Linked DNA regions of Homo sapiens: region 1 is linked to region 2. A link is a loop called in an ENCODE intact Hi-C map of the cell type or tissue named here. Cell type or tissue: Calu3. All regions are shown on one strand. Each heading gives the region's core, and the rest is flanking DNA. Links, peaks and the distances in the headings are about the cores only. Region 1 overlaps CACNA1D (calcium voltage-gated channel subunit alpha1 D). Region 2 has its middle 28 kb from the start of DCP1A.

What was found. A loop is a pair of places that touch in the nucleus more often than their neighbours do. Peaks named below come from ENCODE experiments on the same cell type or tissue, not always from the same donor. Only the 100,000 strongest peaks of a DNase experiment are listed, where the experiment ranks them.
Region 1: a loop joins it to region 2, with 6 times the contacts of the local background. A loop is called at or near these places in 7 of 110 quality-filtered maps.

What each region holds. Positions count from the first base shown.
Region 1 is chr3:53,511,526-53,516,904 of GRCh38, forward strand. All of the region lies in intron 3 of CACNA1D (calcium voltage-gated channel subunit alpha1 D), which reads left to right. Among named protein-coding and RNA genes, the nearest start is that of CACNA1D, 20 kb to the left of the region's middle. RefSeq lists an enhancer at 318-819. In Calu3, for the core only: a CTCF peak has its summit at 2,249 (motif pointing left); a DNase peak (open chromatin) is centred at 2,236.
Region 2 is chr3:53,373,264-53,378,642 of GRCh38, forward strand. No RefSeq gene overlaps it. Among named protein-coding and RNA genes, the nearest start is that of DCP1A, 28 kb to the left of the region's middle. RefSeq lists a silencer at 1,971-2,020. In Calu3, for the core only: a CTCF peak has its summit at 1,950 (motif pointing right); a DNase peak (open chromatin) is centred at 1,958.

The DNA of each region.
Region 1 (5,379 bases), core at 188-5,187, 140 kb after region 2:
GCTTTTGTCGGGGTCAGAAATGCCGCGCAAGCAGATGGTCCCTGCATTCATGTTTTTCAGGGGTCAGGGTACGACATTAAACTGTGGTATAATGAAAATGGAAGTACTTCTCATTTCTATAAAAACGCTGCTTTTTGATTATATAAATTAGTATAGGATGAAAGCTGGGAAGATGAAAAAAGAGTAGTTTAACATAGCCATTATTTAATCATTCATAAAGTACTTTTTAAAGCATTTATTACGGGTAAAATATAGTCCCATTAGACACATTCCCTCTTTGTGCTAACTTGGTTTAACTCAAAATACAAAGGGATACAGGAATTTATGCAAAGAACATCCTCCCCTGCCCCCGTAAAACCATATTTGAATATATGTGGTTTTATTATTTTACTCTAATGTAATTTAAATAAATGACCAATATTTTTAAAAATAAGAAATCCTTGAATATTCTTCAGTAAATAGATAACAACAGGGTATAATGAAACACTGTTTATATTTAAATGACTGCTTTGAAACGGTGTGAAAGCAGCTTAAATGGGTAAAATGCTGCCCTTTTATGTCAGTAATTAGCCCCTTGGTCTTTTTTCACGATAATGCAAAATTGTACTTCTCTGTAGGCTTACACAAATTCTGAATTATTGAAATATAAATTAATGGTGAATCTTTCTAAAGCTCTTTTCAGAATTTTTATCTGGTGGGAGTGAAATTAAAACATCCAAAATTCTAAATTAGAATGTGGCAAAGTAGAGACAGCCAGCTAGAATTTGGTAAAAGACAGGTGTTTAATAAATCTTTTCCTAGACATCCATGGGTTGGTACTAGTGTGGTGGGGTAGAGAAAGCTTTGGCGTGTTTTAGGTTGGCCAAATGAATCAGTTAATTGATGTTATTAAAGCCAGGTGGGACAATAGTAGGTTAGACCGCCTGGTTTTGATTGACCCTGAATGAGGAATCACAGACATGATGAGGTTGGGATTGGAGAGGACATCAGAAACCTCCATATGGGTCTGTTCCTTTTTCAGACCCGCCAGCATGACCTGCCCTGGGTTACACAGTGAGAGACGAACCGCATGGGGATGTAGGGCAGAGCATCTGTCTCCCAATCTGTTTTCTTCCTACCCACCTCAGTTACAACTATGACTCCAGGTTGAAGTTGGGCATCTCCTATCTGACCAAGGGACAGGGTCTAAGAACAGCAGGGGCAGTGATGACAAAAGATTGTCTCTTTAAAGCAAGCTGGGCATTGAGTCAACTTTTCATTATCTCTTCAATTATTTTCTTTGTGTAGTATTAGGTCGGTGCAAACCTAATGACGGTTTTTGCCATAATACATCTTCCGAAAGATAGTTTCCATCACCTCTCCCTCCCCTGCTTAATTTCATAAAATACTTTATTGCTTTCTTCATACATACCAACCTGTAGAAATCATTTGACCATAGATTGCCACATTTATTTTATGGAAATAGCCAGGGCACAGGCCAGCGGATGTAGTAGGGCAGGAGAGAATCAGCAGAGCTGGCTAACAAATGCAGTGGGTCTTTCCTCAGTTTCTTGTTTTTGTGTGGTTAGCTTGCCCTGTCTTTCTGACTATAACTGGAGGCACAGTGGTTATTGCCTTTGTTACTAGCTGACATTGGCTGACATTGCTGAGCTAGGTGGGCTTTCTATATAGGGTCCTGTGCTGAATAACAGTGTTTCAGTTCATCAGCCAAGATCAAAGTCGGTGGTCCCATAAGATTATAATGGAGCTAAAAAATTCTTGTTGCCTAGTGACATCGTAGTCATTGTGCCTTTGTAACATTGTAGCACAATTACTTTATTTTAAAAATAAATTTGGTAGCCAGGCGTGCCTCACACCTGTAATCCTAGCACTTTGGGAGGACGAGGTGGGCAGATTGCTTGAGTTCAGGAGTTCGAGACCAGCTGGTGAAACCTCGTCTCTACCAAAAATACAAAAAAATTAGCTGGGCGTGGTGGCACACGCCTGTGATTGCAGCTACTCAGGAGGCTGAGGTGGGAGAATCACTTGAGCCTGGGTGATGGAGATTGCAGTAAGCCGAGATTGTGCCACTTTATTCCATCCTAGGTGACTGAGACCCCGTCTGAAAAAATAAAAATAAGTAAATTCAATGTAGTCTGAGTGTACGGTATTTATAAAGTGTATGGTAGTGTAGGCTTTCACATTCACTCATCACTACTGACTCACTCAGAGCAACTTCCAGTCCTGCAAGCTCCATTCATGGTGAGTGCCCTCTACAGGTGTACTGTATTTTGGCTTTTATACAGTATTTTTACTGTACCTTTTGTATATTTAGATACAACTGGTGTTATAATTGCCTATAGTATTCAGCACAGTCACATGCTGTACAGGTTTGTGGCCTAGCAGCAACAGGCGATCCCATATAACCTAGGTATGTAGTAGGTGGTACCATCTAGGTCTGTGTAAGTACACTCCGTGTTCACACAGTGATGAAATTGCCTAACAATGCACTTTTCAGGACCCTGTTGTTTATACCTGTTGTTAAGCTATGCATGACTGTAATCTCCTCTAATTCCCATTTAATCTTTACCATAAACCCACAAGGGAGATACTGTTAAAAAAATCCTCATTTTACAGGTGAGGAAACAAGGCTAGAAATGGTTATATTGCTTGCACGAGGCCGTGCTCCTGGTAATTGGCAGGGCCAGGATTCACACCCGGACTTCTGACTCAAGCGCCCACGCTCAAGTACTAGGCCATGAAAGGGAGTCCAGGCTCACAGGCTGATGATGCCTAAACACCAAGCGGAGGAGGGTATGACCAAAGGGCAGAGCCAGAGAGGAGACCATGGGGGAGCTGACGGCAGAACCTTTTGGGGGCGTGGGGGGTGGGGGTCTCTCTGGCTAGGCTTCACATTCATGCTTTTGATTAGTGATTGGAACCAAGGTCTGGGGACTGGCATAGAAACTTTCCAGGTTAGGATTCAGTCCCAGCTTTGCCTTTCACTGGCTCTGTGACTGGGTCAAGCCCTTTCTGCATCTGCTCTTTCTCTGTGGAAGAGGAAATAAAATGGCTAAAGGTGTTATCACAGGCCCTGGCTCCTAGAAAGCACTGTGCTGTGAGCCAGAGGTTTAAGATGGGCTTCAGCCTCACAGCAGTCCTGTGAGGTAGGTGTCGTTAGCCTTAGCTGTAGATGAAGAAACTGAGGCTTGGGAAGACCAGCCGGCTTGCTCTGGGGCACCTGGTGAAGAGCTGGCTGGATGGAGGATTGGATAGTGATGGGTCCCTCCTGCCATACTAGAAGAGCTTCCTGGACAGTTTGCTTGGATTGGAGTTTAATTTCTAAAGCCATTTTTTTAGGTGTTCTTACCAGACTGAGCTAGTGCATCTGTCCCACCGAATAGCCTAAGACTTTAGTGGTCATAGAGGGTTTTGCAGCGGATCTGGTGAAGAAATGAACTGAAAATGAGCCTGCTGGCCATAGGAGGGCCTAGACCTGGACCATACCCCATCATCATTTAGACAATAAAGGGTGGTTAATTCCCTTGGAACACCAAGGACAGAGAGGGGGCTAGTTTAATGGTCAGGATCTGATTCTGCTGCAGCTAGAAGACTGAAGCCTGCCTCTACATGGTGGTCCGGGGTAAAAAGTTCAAAGCTCAGCACACTACCCACAAGGCTTGGTGGTTTCTTTACGTGTGACTTTCTCAGCCGACTTGAAATCCACCAGGTGTCTCTTGTTCTCTGCTTGGCCCAGGTGGGAGCCCCTGATTGTCTCTTGACTTAAATGTTGCTCAGAAGAGGAAATAAAGCAGGAGCTAAGGAGCACAACGATGTCAGGGGGATTCTGGCCCGATGGTCGTGCAGTTCCTAGATTTGGAGTCGTGAAAACAATCACTAACACCTGCGTGGTCAGGGACGGCCTATACGGCACTTCATCATAGGGTCTGATTTTTATCCTCACAGCAGCCTTGTGAACATTGCTGATATTTGACACACCAGGCAGCCAAGGTGTGGGGCAGTTGAATGACTTGCCCAAGAGCAAACAGCAAGTAAGCAGCAGAATTAGGATGTGGACCTCTCCTGCCCTTTCTGCCACACTGTGTTCCTCGTGTCATGGAGTCCTCCCTGCAGGTCACTCGGGTAAGAGACCAAGGCTCACAGATGGGAGCTGGCTTGCCAGAGCTAGGGCTCCTCAGGACCCAGGTGATGGGCTTGCTTCTCTGACATGTGGTCCCTGACCTCTGTTTTCTCACCTGTAAGATGGGGATCATAGCATTATTAATAGTCATGTTGTTGAGAGGATTAAAGGCGATTTTGCAAGGGAACCCTCTGTGAACAACAGATGCTGGCCCATTGATTTCCTTGTGCATCTAGTCCCACTTTCTCAGGCATTTAGGCTCTGCCCTGCTCTGGCTCTCTCTCTCTTCAGCCTTCCACCGTATCAGGAGAGTGGAGACTCTGGAGGAAGACAGATCTTGGTTTGGTTTCTAGGTTTGATGCTGACTGACTGGGTTTGGGAATGAACAAATGATCTCACCTCCCTTGGTCTGGCTTCCTCATCTGTAAAACAGAGATAATAATTCTCATCTCACTTTTCATGTGGGATCTTTGTGAGGAGTCAATACAAATAATGTGCGAGGGAGCTCTCATTTACCAGAAGGCATTAGTTAACTGGTCAAGAATAGTTCAAGAGAGTCTTACCTCCCAGTGAAGTTTAAGGTTTGGCAGTATCTGAGCACTGGGGGAATCTTTTCCTATACCCCCCTTGAAGTGCCATAGGGTTTTGAGAATCAGTCACACGGCACACCTGTTAAATCCCTGTGTTCTTCCATGATTGCTGCCTTTCTTTGCCTTATGATTTTTTCCCTTATTGTGGCCTAGTCCACGGAGGTTGGAAAGAGGAGTGTGCCCTTCCCTTCCCTTCCCTTTCCTCAGCAAGGGGCTAGTTTCTACTCATAGCTCAGGGCTCACCCACAGCATAGCGCTGTGTGGAAGCCTGGTGGGGGCACTGGGTGAGTGGTGCTGCAGCAGAAAGGCCTCCTGCTGAGACGCTGAGGTCAGCATTTTCAGCGGCAGGGAGCCCTGTGACTGAAAGCAGAAAGACCAAGTACAGTGTGAGGACTCGGGTTGGTGTTTGTGGCCACATTGATGGCTTCATGGAAGTATGTTCCCCTCTGTGCAATGAACTAGTAGGGCCTGTGTCTTGGGGCCTGCACCTTTTGATTGCAGGCACCAGGCCCAGCATTTTTTCTGTGTTGCCTATCTGGACGACAAGCCATACGGTAGTTACTAGCGTCCCCATTTTGCAGGTGAGGCAGATGAAGCTAGGAGGCGTTAACTTAAATGACTCTTTGCTGAGGGAATAAACCCATAAGATGACAAATGAGGTCTGTGGTC
Region 2 (5,379 bases), core at 66-5,065:
TGCCATCTCGGCTCACTGCAACCTCCACCTCCTGAGTTCAAGTGATCCTCCCACCTCAGCCTCCCAAGTAGCTGGGATTACAGATGCCCACCACCACGCCTGGCTAATTTTTGTATTTTTAGTCGAGATGGGATTTTGCCATGTTGGCCAGGTGGGTCTTGAACTCCTGGCCTCAAGTGATCTGCCTGTGTTGACCTCCCAAAGTGCTGGGATTATAGGCGTGAGCCACTGTATCTGGCCAGAAGATGATTCTTAAGGCACCTCAGAAAAGGATACCCTAATTAGAATGGAAGATTTGAAAGATGGTAGAATAAAGGATTTTCTATATGGAGTGTTTTTTGCCCACCCCAAAGCCACAGAGTAAATTTTGTCTGCTCCTAAGGTTAATTATATTTCTGAAAGAAGTGATTAGTTGATGAGATGAATCCTGTATCCCCTCCACCACTCTTCACCGTATCCAAGTCTGGACTTCCCTTTGGTTTGGTTTTGTTTTCAGTGTAAGATGAGTGTCAAGTATCATTGTATAATATAAGTCAAATCTTAATTTAAATGTCTTTTTGTTGATCAGCCTTGTCAATGGAAAAGTTAATTCTCTAAAAAAACTGAAAGAAAATATTTCAGGGTTTTCAGATTTTCTGTGCTAATTGAACTTATACTGATATACCCACAAATAGCCAACTTAGCTGAGATTTGGCATATATGTTAAAAGTAAGAATGAATTAAAAGCATGTTGTGACACTGCTGGTAATGTAGATATACTTGGTATAGCAAAATCGGGGGACTAAATCATTATTGCAATGCTTTTTTTTTTTTGAGATGGAGTCTTGCTCTGTCTCCCAGGCTGGAGTGCAGTGGCGCAATCTACGCTCACTGCAAGCTCTGCCTCCCGGGTTCACGCCATTCTCCTGCCTCAGCCTCCCCAGTAGTTGGGACTACAGGCGCCCACCACCACGCCCGGCTAATTTTTTTTGTATTTTTAGTAGAGACGGGGTTTCACCATGTCGGCCAAGATGGTCTCGATCTCCTGACCTTGTGATCCGCCCGCCTCAGCCTCCCAAAGTGCTGGGATTACAGGCTTGAGCCACCGCGCCCGGCCCTATTGCAATGCTTTTTTACCTGGGGCCTGTGGATGGTCCTTAGAAGTTCTAATGAATGCCTTGGTATTGAAGGCAAGATTTTAGGTGTCTGTGCTTTTGTCACCGGAGAGGATTGGTAGCTTTCATCAGATTTTCAACAAAAGGGTCCGTGTCTCACAAAAAAGTTAAGAACCACAGACATTTGAACATACTCTGTACATTGGACTTAAAAAAAATTGATCAAAAGTAACTTACCCTAGCATCCATATCTTCTCTTTCCACTCTGAAAGGCTTAGAATATTAGATATTATAAGATGTACAACTTAACTTTCTATTTAGAATTTTAAATCCCAATGCAATGGCTATAAAAATTATTTCATGAATAAAGAAAGTCTGTAAAAATGAGACACAGTGGGGCCTGGCGTGGTGGCTCATGCCTGTAATCCTAACACTTTGGGAGGCCAGTGCAGGCTGACCACTTGAGGTCAGGAGTTTGAGACCAGCCTGGCCAACATGGTGAAATCCCATCTCTACTAAAAATACAAAAATTAACTGGGAGTGGTGGCATGTGCCCGTAGTCCCAGCTACTCGGGAGGCTGAGGCAGGAGAATTGCTTGAACCCAGGAGGCAGAGGTTGCATTGAGCTGGGATCATGCCACTGCACTCCAGCCCGGGCGACAGAGTGAGACTCCATCTAAAAAAAAAAAAAAAGAGACATATTGCTTTTGACTATGGGATGGTCTTAATAATGTGGATGAAAATTTTCCTGAGATCTGGTGGACTATGTGGAGGAAGAGGGTGTGTTGGATGGCCCCAGTAGTGCTGTGGGTGAAAAATGTCACCTGGACGCCACTGGGAGGCGCTGTGGTACAGGGAGTGACAGGAACCCAGTGTCTACTATTGCCTCAGCTTCCAACTCCCGGGAGACCTTGGACAGGTCACTTAATGTCACTCTGGGTCAATTTTGTTATCTGCAAAATAAAGTATTCTTTTCTCAATGTGTTTCGATGAGACTAAGATATGACAAATGGCAAAGCGCTTTTCTTTTTTTCTTTGAGACGGAGTTTCGCTCTGTCGCCCAGGCTGGAGTACAGTGGCGCGATCTTGGCTCATCACAACCTCTGCCTCCCAGGTTCAAGCGATTCTCTTGCCTCAGCCTCCCGAGTAGCTGGGATTACAGGCGCACACCACCACACCTGGCTAATTTTTGTATTTTTAATAGAGATGGGGTTTCACCATGTTGGTCAGGCTGGTTTCAAACTCCTGACCTCAGGTAATCTGCCCGCCTCGGCCTCCCAAAGTGCTGGGATTACAGGCATGAGCCACCTGCATGGCCTGGCAAAGCACTTTTTAAAACGTGCACCATGACCGTTAAAATAAATATGTAGATAAAAATTGCCAAGATATATTAAGACTGAGGTGCAGAGTAGTAATTTATAGCATGATGGGTTTTGTGTATGAATTTTTACTCAAACATATAGGTGATATATGCAATTTTTTTCTAGAAAAATAAAGAGCTGTGGTTATCTTTACGGAATAGACTAGGACAGGGGAGGGAGGCTTTACTCTTCATTTTATTATTTCTATTAAAAATATTAACAGGGGGCCACTGCTGTGGTTCCTGCCTGTAGTCCCAGACTTGGGAGGCTGAGGTGGGAGGAGCTCAGGAGTTTGAGGCTGCAGTCAGCTGTGATGGTGACACTGCACTCCAGCCTGGGCAACACAGTAAGATCCTGTCTTAAAATATATATATATAAGCCGGGTGCAGTGGCTCATACCTGTAATCTCAGCACTTTGGGAGGCTGAGGCGGGCAGATCTCCTGAGTCCAGGAGTTAGAGACCAGCCTGGCCAACATGGTGAAACCCTGTCTCTACAAAAAATACAAAAATTAGCCAGTTGTGGTGGTGTGAGCCTGTAATTCCAGCTACTCAGGAGGCTGAGACACGAGAATCGCTTAGCCCGGGAGGTGGAGGTTGCAGTGAGCCAAGACTGTGTCACTGCACTCCAGCCTGGGCGACAGAGTGAGACCCTACCACAAACACACACAAAAAATTAAAAAAAAATCATATATATGAAGTATATAAAAATATATACTATATAAAAATATAACTATAAAAATGTATGTATAATATATATTTTATGTAATATATAATATATATTGAAATATATATTAATATTATATATTATTTATATATTAATATATATCTGTACAGCGGGATTATGTTTTGTTTTCTCTGTCATTTCCTCTTGAAAAACTAAAAATAATTTTAAAAATTGAAAGACTCTTGGGAAGAGGGTACTGTGTAGTTGTTAGGTGGGACTGTTATTAATGAAGAATAATCATAGCTGATTTAAGGCCTGATCATAGGAGAGTGTTTACAGGAAGATGCTGCCCAAGGATGAGGACGCATCACAGATTCATTCTCTGGGTCCCTTAAATAGAACAAACCCAGTGACAGTTTTCCTCCCCTAAGAAATCTGTGTCCCTGGCATGCTGTCCTGTGAGACCATGCTGCTGGATTTATTTGCAGCTAACTGCTTCATGCCAGCACCGCTGGAGAGCATTGCCCCAGCAACTGTCCCCTCTCCCAGTTTTCTCCCCTTTCCACTGGATCATTCTCTCCTCACATGCAGGCCTTCCCTAATTCTTGCCTTTCTCGCAGAAGTCTTTGCTTCTGCCTTTGTAAGTTGGGGTAATAATGATGTCTAGGGAGCCTGGTGCATAGTAAGTGACTCTAAAAATAAAAGCACTTATTACTGTTGTGCACTTGAAGTTAAAGGAGAAGTTTCTGGGTTCAGCCCCACAGTAGTACCCTCGGAGGGGTGACTGAGGCCTCTGATTCTTGGTAGGACAGGCACTGCTGGTGAGCTTGGGTGCCTAGCTCCTGCAAACACAGGGTTCCGCAGAGGCCTCATTTTCAGAAAACCCTGTGTTGACCCTACCTTCTTTGTCTCTTTGCTTTCTTTCATTCATTGGGTTCTCTAAAGAGGATTCTGTACTGTACTGTCTCTCTCCAGGTCCTCTCCTCCCATTCTCTCTTTCAGCTTTGTTTTTTTATTGAGACAGAGTGTTGCTCTGTCACCCAGGCTGGAGTGATTGGCATGATCTCGGCTCACTGCAACCTCCACCTCCTGGGTTCAAGTGATTCTCCTGCCTCAGCCTCCCAAGTAGTGGGATTGCAGGTGTGTGCCACCACACCCAGCTAATTTTTTTGTATTTTTAGTAGAGACGGGGTATTGCCACGTTGGCCAGGCTGGTCTTGAACTCCTGGCCTCAAGTGATCCACCCACCTCAGCCTCCCAAGTGCTGGGATTACAGGCGAGGGCCCCTGCGCCTGGCCCTTCCTGCTGTCTTAAGGCCCCAGGGCTGGGGCATCTCTGCTCTTCTTCATACTCACTCTCCAGGGGCCCTCTTCCAGTCTCAGGGGCTTAAACCCCATACACATATATGGCATCAACTCCTAAATTTGGACCTTTCCTCTGATTCCAGAGCTAATCTATTCATCTACTCTTGGATGTCTAATATGCAATACAAAATCAACACGACCAAAACAGGACTCCCGAGTCACCACACCTTCCTGTCCTTCAACTTGCTCATCCCATAGCCTTCCCTCTAGTGGCTCAGACCAAACATTTTGTCGTCATGCTTTACTTCTCTGTTTTTCTCACTCCCTGTATTGCATATATCAGCAAATCCTCTTGGTCCTCCCTTCAAAATATATCCAGAATCTGACCCCTTCTCATGATCACAGCTACCCCCTTGTCTAAGCCCCTTTAGCTCTTGTCTGGGTAATTGCAATAAACTCCTCATTGATGTCCATGCTACCATCCCGTAACAGAGTATTCTGAGCAGCTCAAGAGATCACTTTATTTTTATTTTTGATTTGTAGTCATTCCATTTAACTTTAATTTAATTTTTTTTTTTTTTAGATATGAGGTCTCACTTGTTGTCCAGATGGGGCTGGAACTCCTGGCCTCAAGTGATCTTCCTGTCTTGGCCTCCCAAAGTGCTGGGATTACAGGTGTGAGCTACTGTGTAATTTTTATTTTAGATTTGAGGGTACATATGCAGGTTTCTTTTCTTTTCTTTTTTTTTTTTTTTTTTGAGTCTTGCTCTGTCACCCAGGCTGGAGTGCAGTGGTGTGATCTCAGCTCACTGCAAGCTTGGCCTCCCAGGTTCTCGCCATCCTCCTGCCTTAGCTTCCCGAGTAGCTGGGACTACAGGCACCCGCCACCAAGCCTTGCTAATTTTTTTGTAGTTTTATAGAGACGGGGTTTCACCGGGTTAGCCGGATTGGTGTC